Regions from separate parts of the Homo sapiens genome. Here region 1 is linked to region 2. The links are chromatin contacts, found by Hi-C in ENCODE. All regions are on one chromosome and are shown on one strand. Each heading gives the region's core, a stretch centred on a gene start or an enhancer-like site at or near the end of the contact. The rest is flanking DNA. Distances are from core to core; before and after follow the strand shown.

What was found. Hi-C counts contacts between places; a loop is a spot of excess contacts on that map. Pooled maps may share reads with other maps.
Region 1: a map of prostate gland shows a loop between it and region 2 (3-fold over the local background). The contact joins the promoter of TRPC6 here to the enhancer-like site in region 2. A Hi-C loop is called at or near these places in 4 of 168 maps with a recorded cell type or tissue (IMR-90, breast epithelium, esophagus muscularis mucosa and 1 more) and 2 of 50 pooled maps.

What each region holds. Positions count from the first base shown.
Region 1 is chr11:101,582,630-101,589,058 of GRCh38, forward strand. It overlaps TRPC6 (transient receptor potential cation channel subfamily C member 6), which reads right to left and starts at 1,378. Exons shown (of 13, transcript NM_004621.6): 1 at 705-1,378. The coding sequence starts at 874.
Region 2 is chr11:101,474,006-101,481,407 of GRCh38, forward strand. TRPC6 (transient receptor potential cation channel subfamily C member 6) reads right to left here. Exons shown (of 13, transcript NM_004621.6): 6 at 2,296-2,529. Among named protein-coding and RNA genes, the nearest start is that of MIR3920, 42 kb to the right of the region's middle. Within about 2 kb of position 5,144, at least 2 of the 41 ENCODE cell types and tissues checked have a DNase peak (open chromatin) inside an H3K27ac peak, as active enhancers do; they include breast epithelium, where a contact is called at or near this core.

The DNA of each region.
Region 1 (6,429 bases), core at 128-2,627, 100 kb after region 2:
CCCGACGCCCTCACTTCTATAGCCCGTGAGTCTCCCAGCCCCTAACAGGCTCGTCTCCCCAGACGCCCCGGGTGAAAAGGTTCGCGCCGCCGGTGGAGAGTCCTATTGGTTCTATTTCTGTCTTCACTCCAAGGCCCCAGGACCGGGGAGAGGTCCTGGTCTAACTTTGGCTGTCCCACGGTCCAAGGACCTCAGCGCTCAGCCCGAAACGCTAAGCCAAGCGTGGAGACCGCCGGGCGCACCCAGCACCCAGGCAGCTCCAACCCTTGGAGTTCTAGTCATCTCTCCCCCACATAGGCTAAGAGTCACCCGGGCGCACATCTGAATCAGCCCCCTGTTCAGATCCCGCCTGTTACGTAGCGATCCTGTCTCTTGTAGAGCGCAGGATGAAGGGGTCTGGAGAAATCGACCACCCATCTAATCACCTGCAATGGTGGTGTTACTATGCGGTCTCACTCTCGTGGGCAAACATATCCATGCGTACCTACGAGGAGCAAACCTAGACAACCCCGCCTCCCCCACTCCCCGCGCGCCCCTCCACTCACTCAGGTCCCAGCCCTGGCTCTCGCGGACCTCCCAGCACCGTCCTAGGAGGTACACACGCGGGTTCAGGACGCGCGCGGACGGACTCGGCCACTCCTGCGAGCGCACAACCTCCCTCCGCGCAGCCCGCGCCCGATCCGCCCCGCGTCGCCGGCACTCACAAGCAGGGGTAGTAGCCGTAGCAAGGCAGCGGGGCTTGCGGGCAGCCGTCTTCTCCCAGCTCCGAGTCCATGAGCAGATAGTCCTGGCTCTCGTTGCGCCGCGCAGCGGCTCCGGCAGCGCCCCGGGGAGAACTGCCCCTCCGGGGCCCGAACGCCGGGCTCTGGCTCATGGCGGGAACGCCCGACTGGCCTGGGCCCCGCTCCCGGGGGAGCCGAGTGGGCAGTTCCAGCGGGGACCCGGTGCGGAGGGTTCGCGTCAGCGGCCGAACTGGACCTGGGCAGACCGGTGCCCAGGGGACGACGGTGAAGCAGGGGGTGCAGACGCCCGCCGCAAGTGGCTCGCCCACTGGCCCGGGGAAAAGTCACCACTTAAGGGGGTGCAAAGAGGATCTTGACCTGAGCAGGTCAGGCCGAGGAGACCCCGCGAGGATGCGTCTGGGGCGCCCGGGCAGAGAGGGCACAGGCGGGGCCGCTGGTGGTAGCGAAGCGTAAGAGCGGAGAGCAAGGGAGACGGAGCTGAAGAGTTACTATGTCAACAGAGACTCTCCAGCCCTCAGCTCCCGCCTTCATCCCCCGCACTCTCCGTCAAGATCCCCACCTTTAAAGGGATCCGAGCGACGTTCTAGAAAGCAGCCAAAGCCTGTCCTGTAGCCACAACTTTCAGGAGGCGGTATGAGCCTGAACTAGGAGGAGCCAGGCACGCACTCTTTTTTTCCCCTCCACTATTTAGTTGGCTCATTTAGTAAGGATACCAACTGCGGACTTCGTAGGAAGCTTCCTTTAAGAACCACTCTCAAAGAGCCAAGGAAACCTGTTCCTTAAAAGGGACACGAGCCTCTTCTTTCTCCAGACTGCCTTCATTTTCTTTGGTCATTTTCTCTCTTACCCTCAACTCATAAAGTTATTATGACTCTGCTTTAAAAATGAACAACGTTCTATGTTCCAAACGCCAGATGTTCCCAGTTCCTGAGAAAACCAACAAAAATAGGCAAGCATTTTCCAATGATACCGATAAAGAGGCCAACAACCTGCTTACTTCAGAGAAAAAATTTTCCTTCCGTCACTGCGAATGCAAGAATGATTTCTCTGCCAGATGTTTCCCACGTTTCCAAGCTGTTTTATTTTTAAGACTTAGTTTTAAATTCTGATTAATATGCATACGTGTGAGAAGTAAAAACTTGTCAACAAGGATGAATCAGTATTTGTAGACCTTTAAGCAGTAGTAGCCAATTAAGAATCCATTCATTAAGTCAACAAATATTTAATGAATGCCAACTGCGTTTCAAATCATTTCAGAATTCGGAGGCAAAGAAGCAGATGAGGCACCTGTCTGCCCTCATAGAGCTTTCGTGGCAGAAAGGGGGACCAATTAAATAAGCAAATGAAAAAATATCAAGGACAAATGCTACAATGAAAATAAAACAGGTTGATGTGATGGCAGCTGGTGAATGACTACTTCAGATGAGATGGTTAAAAGAGGCCCCTCCAAGGAGGTGCTCGTTAAGTTGAGACATGCATGGCAAGCAGCCAGCCATGAAAAGATCAGAGGCCCATTGCAATTGGATGAAAGAAAGCCAGACTGAAATCTGTCTGCAAAGGTGCCTTTGCTTCCCATGAACAGGTGGACAACAAAATGAATGTTGGAAGTGTGGGAAAATGCAATTGATTTGATAGAAGGGAAAAGAGCTCACACATTTAGAAACTTCTGAGTTTGCCTTTAAATTTAGAACTGAAACTCAGAGAGAGCAGAAACCACTGTGTCCTGAGGATCCAGCTTCGTATTTGACACAGGTGTGTAGGGTGCATGCATGCATGCTTGGGTGGGTGAGTGGGTGGGTGGGTGGATGGATGGATGGATGGACGGATGGATGGATGGATGGATGGAAGGAATATAGAAAAAATAAGAAAATGCTCTTGGCCCTGGAAAGAACATTTTCCCTGGGGAAACAAACAACCTGCATCATTCTGAAGTCTGTTCTTTCTGATTTAACAGCCTTCCTTTTTGATCTTTCAACATGTGGAGCCATGATTTAAAATTCTTATAATTTTCTAGTTACTATACCTAGCAATAAGATATTCTTCCTAAAATTTGTTTGTGGCAACTGCTATCTGTAAGTATTCATTAGCTTTGATGCTTGAATGAATTAATCAATAAACGTTTAGTTAAACAGTGCCAAGGTAATCTCTTTGGCAACACCAAGTATGGGGAAAACATTCATGGGAAAAGTAATATTCAAAGGTTTTCTACCCAATTCAAATTCTGTGAGTTAAAGCCAAATTAATAAACATTTGTAGTGTCAGTTGAAGTGTTAACCTTTCACATAAAAAGAAAAAAAACAAAAACTGAGACAGAATTTATTTTGCTGTTGTTACACTGTTTTTCATTCACAGGTAACAACCTTCACACTGAAAAAATTACTACAGTAAACTTATTCTGACATCAATTTATCATGTGGTAAGACATGTTTTCCTCTGTTTTTTTTTTTTTTTTTGAATTATTGTGAGTACTAGAACAACAAGCCCAGTCATTTATTGAGTACCCAGAAGGAATAAGGTGGTGTACAAATGTTAGAAGATTCTGAAAGAGCTTATGACATGATGAAGTGGAATCATTAGATCAGAAGTCTCAAAGCCTGGATTTTTATTTCGGCCACTTCCCTAACTGAAGTTACATGATTTCAGAGAGGTCATTAAATCTCTCTCTGCCTCAGTTTTTTCATCAGTAAGCTGGTATACAATTACGCCTCAATCTCTAACTTCCCACATTATATAGTTATCTATGCAGTTTTATCACTTTACATTAAAAACATGGTGAAACCAATTTTTAAAAAGACAAAATACGATTAAATAATATAATTTTTGAATCAACTATGGAAGTATTGAGTAGATCTGGAGTCATGAAGAAAGCTGAGTGAACAAAGAAACAATAGTTTTTAAAGTTAAAAAATTGTTGGGTGAGCACAGGACTGATAGTTCTCACAGAGTTGGAAATTGCTATGCAATTATAGGTTATGTATGTTTATGTAGTATGTTCATGCTATTGAAATAAAAAAACACTCAGTCATTAATTCTGAGATGTGAGGATGAAGGTGAGTTATGTGTCTCTGTGGGCAGAGGAAGAGATGTTAATGAGAGAGGACCTTTGCCTCATTATATATATCTGCACTGTTTGATTATTAGTTTGATTTTACAAAAACAGATATTTTACATATATACATGTGTGTAATATATATAATGTGTATATATATTATACATATAATATATATATAACACAGTGTTTTGAAAAGCTGATAGGAGAAAAATGAGTAAAGAAAAATGGTTGTCCTCTAGAACAGTGGTCCCCAACTTTTTTGGCACCAGGGACTAGTTTCGTGGAAGACAATTTTTCCACGGACCTGTGGGGTGGGATGGATGGTTTGGAGACTATTTAAGTACATTAAATTTATTGTGCACTTTATTTCTATTATAATTACATTGTTTTATATATAATGAAATAATTATACAACTTACCATAATGTAGACTTGATAGGATCCCTGAGCTTGTTTTCCTGCAACTAGATGGTCCCATCTGGGGGTGATGGGAGACAGTGACAGATCATCAGGCATTAGATTCTTACAAGGAGCACACAACCTAGATTGCTCACATGCACAGTTCACAATAGGGTTCATGCTCCTAGGAGAATCTCATGCCTCCGCTGATCTCACAGGAGGCAAAGCTCAGGCGGTAACGCAAGTGATGGGAAAAAGCTGTAAATACTAAATACAGGTGAAGCTTCGCTGGCTTGCCCACTGCTCACCTCCTGCTGTGTGGCCCAGATCCTAATAGGCCACAGATGGATAGCAGTCCATAGCCTGGGGGTTGGGAACCGCTGCTCTAGGAAGTCTCAGGCAAGGAGCCCAAAGGGAAAGGAAAAGAAATTGCCACTAGAAGCAAAAGGTTGAGAAAACATTAAATGCTTAATAACTCAAGAAGCTCAAAAGTTACACAAAGCTGCAGTTTGTGAGTTGCTGTTGCTGATGGAAAACCACTAACATAGGAGTCTCTCTGGAAAATGCAGTTTGGGGTTGGTTGGCCAGAAGTACAGATAAAAGTTTAGTCGTGATTTCATCTGGATATTTTAAAGCATGGAAACCCTGAGCCCTGACTCCTATCACATGTAGAATCAACCGGGTGAAAACAGAAACACTTCAGAAGCTTCAGAGGGGCTGCTGATTCTCTATGAATGAAAGTGCCCTGCAAACTCCAGTTTGAGTAAAATCTGAGCAGGTGCTGCTATATCTTTGAACCTCAATTTCTTAATTTTTAAAATAAAGGGGTTATAATACTTTACATTTAGTATCTGTCTTGCAGCTAAAATGTTATTAACCATCAGAAACAAATAGAAGAATCTACAGATTGCTAATTTCATTTTTGCTCTAATTTGAGCTTGACATAGATGTTGTCCAAAATTCTAACATTATCATATGGTTATTTTGTAAGCACTTGTGATTAATATGGTTTCACTTAGAGAACAAGTTATGTTAATATCTCTTTTGATGGAATTATTGGGACATTTTTAGTAAACTGTTTACCAAGAGCATCGTGTGATATGTTTGACAGCACGATTGAAAAATAAGAACTGGGTAACAAAGGAGTGATTCATAAATAGTTAGAAGACGATTGAAAAGATTGTTGATTTATACATCAATGTCACCCAAGTTTAGTAAATGAAGACATACCAAGAATGGACTGAGCTGCTTTTGGTTTTTTGTTTTGGCTTGTTTTTGCTGGTTTTTGTTTTGTTTTGTTTTTGTTTTTGTTTTCTTTCACTGGACATGTTCAAATACAACCTGGACCTCAATTTTCCACGTATACTACAAGGAAAATTAATATACTTATGGAAAATTAAGTGAACACTAAGATCCTGTAAGAAAAAATCTAAAATTCAAAAACTAATCATCATCTCCATGGATCCAAAAAGTTAATAAAATATCTATTCTTCATTTTTTAAAAGGAAATAAGAAAAAGCTTAGAAAACTAAGAGTAACAGACACATTTTTAACATGGCAGAGAAAACTATTTTAGATAAAAACAACATGGAGAAACACCAGAGATGTTTCCATTAATTTAAGAAATCAAAGATGTTTGTCATTATCATTACTATTTTTCATAGCTAAGAACTTCAACAATAAGTAAAATAAAACATAAAAAATAAGATGAAAAAGTTTGAAATGAGGACATAAATCTATTACTTCACAGGCTATATAATAGTCTACTATAAAAAATTCAAGATTTTTAGCTAAAAATAGTTAGATTCAGAAGTAAGAAATGTGTTTGGTACAATGCCAGATAATAAAAGTAAATATTAAAAATTCAGTAGTTTTCCTTTATATCAGCAATAGCCAAAATATAATAAAAGCTATAAAATATAATATAAGCAGAAATATATTTAACAGAGAATTGTAAAACCTATGAAAAGAAAATTATAAATCTTCACTAAGACCTAATTGAAAAATAATCAGAGGTCTGTATCAAATTATATAACACATTTTATTGATAGTTTCATTATACTTGTATTAAATTTACAGATTTAGTTAGAATGTAGTAGTTTCAATACTTATGTCTTCCTATAGAAGGACAGGTTTTTCTCTACTATTTATTTTTTCACATTTCTAAAAATAAATATCTAAAAGAAAGAAAAATCCAAAAAAAGAAAAGCAATGAAAGAAACTTGGTGTAAAAAAT
Region 2 (7,402 bases), core at 3,894-6,393:
GAGTTCAGACTATAGACTCAGTATCTGTAAAAATTCATGTATGTATGTACGCACACACACGTATAACAAAGAACTTATGCAAACTACTTCTCTAGTTTTGTTTCCCCATTTTTGAAAATGAGATAATATCCCTTCTAACTCTCTTGTCTTCGTGAGAATTCAGTAAGTCAGCATATGTTCAGCGTTTAGCAAGTGCCTGGCACTTAATAAATGGTAGCGTTTATTATTCAGTCTTAAACTATAATTACACTATAATATAATTTTAGGCTTGTAGCATATTTGTAGTCATTTAAATGTATTAGAAGTAACTTTTATTGGTCACTCAAACAAGTCTATTTTTACCATAAAATGAAGCAATTATTCACTTATGGATTTTTTTGGCATTATTACATCAGGTCATCAAAAATGCAACTAAGAAACCATTATGAAGAAAAACACAAAACAGTGTGTAAGAAAGGGGAAAAACATAATTACAAATTTGTATTTGCTTATTTGCTGAGAAGTGGAATTAGGAGAGGATAACAAGAAACTAATAAAAGCAGTTTCCTTTTTTATAGTGCTTTGAATATAAGTATTATCTACAAATAGCTTTGAATTTTTTTAATTAAGTGCATTTTAAAAAATCTTAAAATTAAACATTAAAATAAACATTAATAATAATAATGGAGGCCTTATGTGATATTGCCAATAAACTCACAAGTGAATGTTAACTAATTTCTTATCAGAGGGTTTGAAATGAGTATTCAAAGGGAATATATTTTCCCCATCCAGGTTTCTACGAGGTGGTAGTCTCCTTAAGTACATAACTGGACCAATTTCCATCCCTTAGTCACTTTCTTCCTGGAAAGCTGGAATGACTTATCTGATTGCTAAATTGGGATGAATAACTGGACATAGTTAGCTCGGCATTACCTTCTCTCTCTTGGGAATTCTCCTCTGGTCCTCCATGGAAGATCTCACTTGATCGGGCACTTGCTGCCATCCTCTTTTTGTGAGGAGGACTGCCCTGGCCCATTGCTATCTAGAAACTGGAGGATATGTCTGCCTAATTCTGGGGTTCAGTATTACTGAATCCATTAGCTAATAGAACTATGTCATCCACCCTGGATTTTATCAGTGTTAGAGGTGATGATCTGGCCTCCATATTAATTTCTTGTTTTATTTCTCAACTAATTCTAAGCCTGGTTGGGAAACAGTGGTGTTATTGATTGGGGAACCTCTCAGAGATCCCAACAATTCCTTCGTTTTCAAATACTTTTTATATATCTTAAATGAAAATGGCACTCAAATGTGAACTTTATTATATATATCTATGGGGCACAACTTGATGTTTTCATATATGTCTGTCTACACTGTGCAAAGATTAAATTAAGCTAATTAACATATTCATCACCTCGAATATTTACATTTTTGTGGTAAGAACATTTAAAATTTACTCTCAGCAATTTTCAAGTATACAGTACAGTACATGATTATTAACTCTAGCCACTATACTGTATATCTCCCTTATTATAAGCTTATTACAAGCTCCCTTATTATAAGCTCTAACTAATAAGTTAGAACTTACTCATCCTATCCGTGTACCCTTTGTAAACTTTGTACCTTTGGCCAACATCTCCCCATTTTGTGCCTTTTACCCCAGCCCCTGACAACCACCATTACCTTCTACTTCTTTGAGTTTGACTTTTTTTAGATTCCACAAATAAGTAAGATCATATACCATTTGTCTTTCTGTGCCTGCCTTATTTCACTCAGCATGATGTCTTCCGAGTTCATTCATGTTGTTACAAATGACAGGATTTTCTTCTTTTAAAAGGTGGAATACTATTCCATTGCACATATATATACACACACACACATGTGTGTACATATACATATATACACGTGTGTGCATATATACACACACGTGTATATATACATATACATATATATGTATACAGAGAGAGAGATACAGAGAGATAGATCAAACGTGAACTATTTTTAATTAAAAAAGAGGGAAAAATAAATCCAGGACATAAGACATGTATTCTCCATGAAGTTTGATAAGTAGCCAATTGATCCAAGAGATAAAGGGAGATGAGTCTTGTGATTAAGAGAGTTTTCCAGGGAGTAGAAAAATCAAATGAAGCAGCAGAAAGCATGCTTCCTCACATATAGATGCTCATTCTTCAGATACAGATGTTGGAAACTCACAAACAATTTTATGAGAATTGTGCAGTAACCGAACTACTACTGACATCTGTTTTACAAGAAAATTCTGCATTTTTATTTATATTGACTGTACTGTAAACTCACCCAAATTGTAGTATTTCACATTGTCTCCCAATGTTACTTTCGTCAAGTCCTTCAAAGTATCATTTGCGTCAATGATGCTCTGGGCTTTGGAAGCATGCCAAAATGCCATGAATCTCGCAATGAATGATGCTGCGAAAATTGCTAACATACCAAAATCAAGCATGTTCCACAACTCAAACAAATATTCCTTGGGGCCCTGAGTCCAGATTTCTTTACATTCAGCCCATATCATGCCTGCATCAGAAAGGGGTTAAAATATCAATTCAATCGCATTCAGCCTTAGCTGTTCTATAAAACAAAATATGTTTGAAAGGTCTCAGCCTGACATTACAAAACCCTTCAAAATTTGGTCCCAACCTGCCGTCCCACCATAATTCCCATATCCTCACAAATATCCTAGTCCAGAAATATCAGTGCATACCTGAAAGCAATTTGACAAAGTTCATTGAACACCTTAAAATAACAAATGTCCTGCTGATCAATTAATTCCACACATAAAAATATATTTAACAGATGTTTATTGTAGGATACTTTATAATAACCCAAACACACCCACACACTCAAAATAGAAGTAAAATGGAAGTGGGACTTCCGCAGATGGAGTATTATCAAGCCATTTAATATTTTATTAATTACCATGGGACAGTGACCATGAGAATGTGTCTCAGTGACATCCAACTACAGGAATTTGATTGATCACAGGCCTCACCTACTGCCTTCTGAAAACCACTGCCACTTTTGTCCAAGGCCGTGTCTCCCCCCGGCTGCTCTCAGCCAATTACTGAGGGTGCCCCTTCTTGGGAGACATGGGACTCTTCTGATGGCTGACTTTGGCTCAAGGATTTCATGACAGCCTTGCCAACCTTTCCTTAGACTGTGTAAAGATCTAGGATGCTTCTACCCAACCTTCCTGCCTGCTCTCTGTCCCTTGGGGTTTGACTTGTATCCCTGCCTGAGAGCCCTTGAGACCCTTCTCAGCTCTCTTGCCATTTCCTCTCACAAGAAATGTTCCTTAATAAAATTCCCATTTCCCTTAATAAACCTGTTGAACATTTAATCTTTGTGCCTGCTTCTTGGAGGACCCGGACTAACATACACTGGAAAAATCTTTATATTGTAATGCTAAGTAAAAATGTTTAAAATGTTATGATGTGTGGTTTATGTTTAAAACCAGCACAGTGACAGCCTAGATGGGATGACAGGAACTTATTAATAGTAGTTGTCTTTTTCTGGTAGAATTATTAATAGTACTGCATATTTCTTCAAAATTTTAACGTAGTATTTAGGAACACTGGATTTGAGATCAGGCTACCATGGATTCGAGAATTTCTTCTTCCATTTGTCAGCTATGAAGTCTTTGATAAGGTATTTAAACTATCTAAAACTCAGTTTGTAAAATGGGAATGATATTGGTTCATTCCTACTTCATTGGATTGTTATGAGGCTTAAATAAAATAGTTCATGTGAAATACACAGCTCAGTGTCTGGCACTTGGAAAAAAGTATGACTAACATTTATTGAGTGCTTACTATTTAAAATTTTCCATGATTGGCACATGTATTTTTTTCTTAATTTGAAGAATCCCACTTTTTTAATTAAAAAGAAGTTGCTTTATCCCTATTAAGATACTCTACTCTGACATCCTGCCTCCTGCTGGAGCCATCTGGAGAAATACAACCCAAACCAACAACTGATCAAAACTTGCCTCCATCAAGAAGTCCTTCACAGCCTCGAGTTGAAAATAATCTTCTCCTCTTACCCTCAGCAACCACCTGCCTCAAATTCTCACATTTGTCCTAAATGTCAGTCACAAAACCTGCTATGTGAATAGCTGCAGAGCCCTGTGGGGATTAAGGAAATGCCCCGTCTCTAATTTCCAAGAGCACGTCATGTGCCTTTTCTTAAAGCCAGCATTAAGTGCAGCATAGAGGACATGGATTTAAGAGAAGACTTCATTACTTATTTTGAGTTGTTTCAAGTTAAGAGGGGACTAGGATTGAATTCATATATAATCTGGGGGATCAAATTTGTAACAGGAAATACGGCAGTTTTTTTCCCCCTACTGTGGTCCCCGGGCTCCTGTCAGCCTCACGAGGAGATGCGGATGGTTCAGAGTAACAAGCATGGGGACTAAAGGGACATTTGAACTCATGCAGTCTAGTTGTTTTCAAAGCTTCCTCCCACTTTTCCATTTTCTTTTCTCTTTCTCTCTTTAAGAAATAAATAGAATTCTTGGCACAAATGATGTCTTCCTGAAGCTTAAAAACTAAAACAAGTGAGCTATTCTGCTTGAAGGAAAAGTTCGTGTCTCATTTGTCCTGAGGACCCCTGAGAGCTGCCAAGGAGAGTTTGAAATCCCGCATCAAGTCCAAGCTTGCCCCAGGCAGGAGACTTCACAGGGATCAAGCCTCTGCTCGTATAGATCTTGCGATAAGGTGCTTAACTAATTCTGAAGGCTGCTCATTCCACTGTTGAATTTTCAGAATATTCCTTCAACGTGGATGCAGTGGTTCTATTTTTGCCCTCTAGACAGGTAGCAAATGAGTCAGCTCCCTCTGCCTTCAAATTTCTTTTTACAAAAAACAACCAAAAAACCCACCTGCGTGCTCATTAAATCTGTTTTTCTCTAGCAGAGGCAGGTTAACCATGAAACTGAAGCTTCAAGATGCCTTTACTTGCCCAGGCTCCTGCTAAGTCGTCACTTTGTCTTCTTTTTCACTAAATGGGGCCCTCTGAATAAACAAGCCTCAGATTCCACTGGGTCTTACACCATGCCTCACCCTCCAGGGTAAGCTTCCCCAGCCCCCTCAAGTGCTGTTCTGAGAACCACTCACTCTCCTAACTAACTGCTGTGCTTGAAACGCTCCTTAGTTTGCCAATTGGCTGCACGTGGCACCCAGGGCCTGCAGATGTGGTCTCGCCATTGGGTAATTACTGCCTGGACTGCCGTCCTCTCCTTCTGTTGAAGAGTCAGCCCAGGACTGCATCTGCTTTCTCAGCAGCTCAGACTGGCCGTTAAGTGACAAGTGCTCCTAAGGCCCTTTTCACTAGTGTCTTCAAGCACGTCCTCCTCCCTGTGTTCCTGCTACATGTCCTACATGTCCTCTCATTGATTTGAGCTCACTGTTCTGCCTTGTCAACATCTCCTAACACATCAGTTTTGTCATTTAACCTTTCAACTTTTTGTCAACTAAAAATGAGATAAATTTGTTTTGTGACTAATAGTGTCATCCTCTCCCTCAAGCCCAGATAACACACCCAACATCTCATCTAAGTAGGCCACTTCTTATTAACATTTCCAGAAAGTACAACTTTCTTTCAAGAATAACTTCAAAGAAGAAAATAAATACCAATGTCAGAAACTGAACCAGGAATCTAACATAGGCTACAAAAGCATCAGCTATCCTGAGTTGTTCATTATTTTCCCTTTAAATAAACAGTGTTAGCTAGTCTCTGAAGTCAAATACAAAGGCTGGTGGGACAAAAGTTACAAGGAAAATGCTTTTGATTAGAGCCTCATTTAATATTCCTGTGTTTGTTAGGTTGCTAAGTGAAAAAGGAAAAAATATATATAAAGTTTAAAATAAAACTGAGACGGCTGGGCACGGTGGCTCACGCCTGTAATCCCAGCACTTTGGGAGGCCGAGGTGGGCAGATCACCTGAGGTTGGAAGTTTGAGACCAGCTGGACCAACATGGAGAAACCCCATCTCTATTAAAAGTACAAAATTAGCCAGGCGTGATAGCTCATGCCTGTAATCCCAGCTACTCGGGAGGCTGAGGCAGGAAAATTGCTTGAACCCGGGAGGTGGAGGTTGCGGTGAGCTGAGATCGCGCCATTGCACTCCAGCCTGGGCAGCAAGTGTGAAACTCCGTCTCAAAATAAATAAAATAAAAAATCAATGAAACTAAGACTAGTATGAGGAGAATAATTTATGGTCAAGAATAAAATGAACATGTTATATAAAATATAACTCACTGAACTCATGCAGTCTAGTTGTTTTCAAAGCTTTTCATTCCTCCAGTTCCAGGCGTGATATTCCTTCTATATTCTCCCTCTTAGAGACTGCAGTCACTACCTACCGGTCCAAGGCAGAACCCACAGCTCCTCCCTTCTGATGTGCAGTAATCACCAAGTGGGTTGGGGTTTACCTGTTAGGGTGCTCTCAAGTTTATACATATTTTATATATAAAATATAATATGTTCATTTTATTCTTTACCATAAATCATTCTCTTCATGCCCCTTTATATAAAATTTAATTTTTAAAATTCTTTACCCCTTATAGAAAATTTAATTTTTCAAAGTTTCATCTTGTCCTAAAACAGTCATGTTTTGCCTAATAGGAAAATAGCACTTCTTGTAAAAGTGACATATAAATGCTCAGTGAAAAGTTGAATAATAATTGTAATTATCTGAAATTTCTTGAACATGTCCGTTGTGCCAAGTACTGTATTATTTACCTTACATATACTAAGACATAAAAAATAAACTATGAGACATGGGCTTTTAGTTTAACAAGATAAAGGCCATGCACAAGTGATTGTTTATTCTTATTTTAAATCAGATATTGGAAGTGAAATATAATTTCTTTTTCTAGTCTCATCAATTAAATTAGAAAAGAAATAGAATAAAATCAAAGCCATCTTCTGTATCCAAGATTTATCATTACTTTGGTGATACAATTCACATTTTATGCCACTATCCATATTTTTCCCTAAAACATATTCAGGAAATGAAGTGATTTGAAAGTTTTGAATAACTCAAATGCTACTGAATTAAATTTAAAATATTCCTATGGTAATTTGAAAAATGCGTCTTAATATTTTGACTGATCATCTCATCAAGCTCCAGCATGAAGCCAAGAAGACATGTCCTGCCTTAGAAGTGATACAAAACTGACTGTCAGTGCTTCTCCAGGTCCCTAGAGAGGGAGGTGGGATGTTGGGGGGAGGGAATGGAGAAGCCTGTGGATTATTAAAGGATTTATATGAAAATCCCTGAGCCTAATTTTCTTTACATCTTGCATATGTTAACCCTACATAATTTTATGCATAGTCAGGGCCTTAAGTACCATCTGGAATTGAGGATGGCTGGAACTTTATTCAA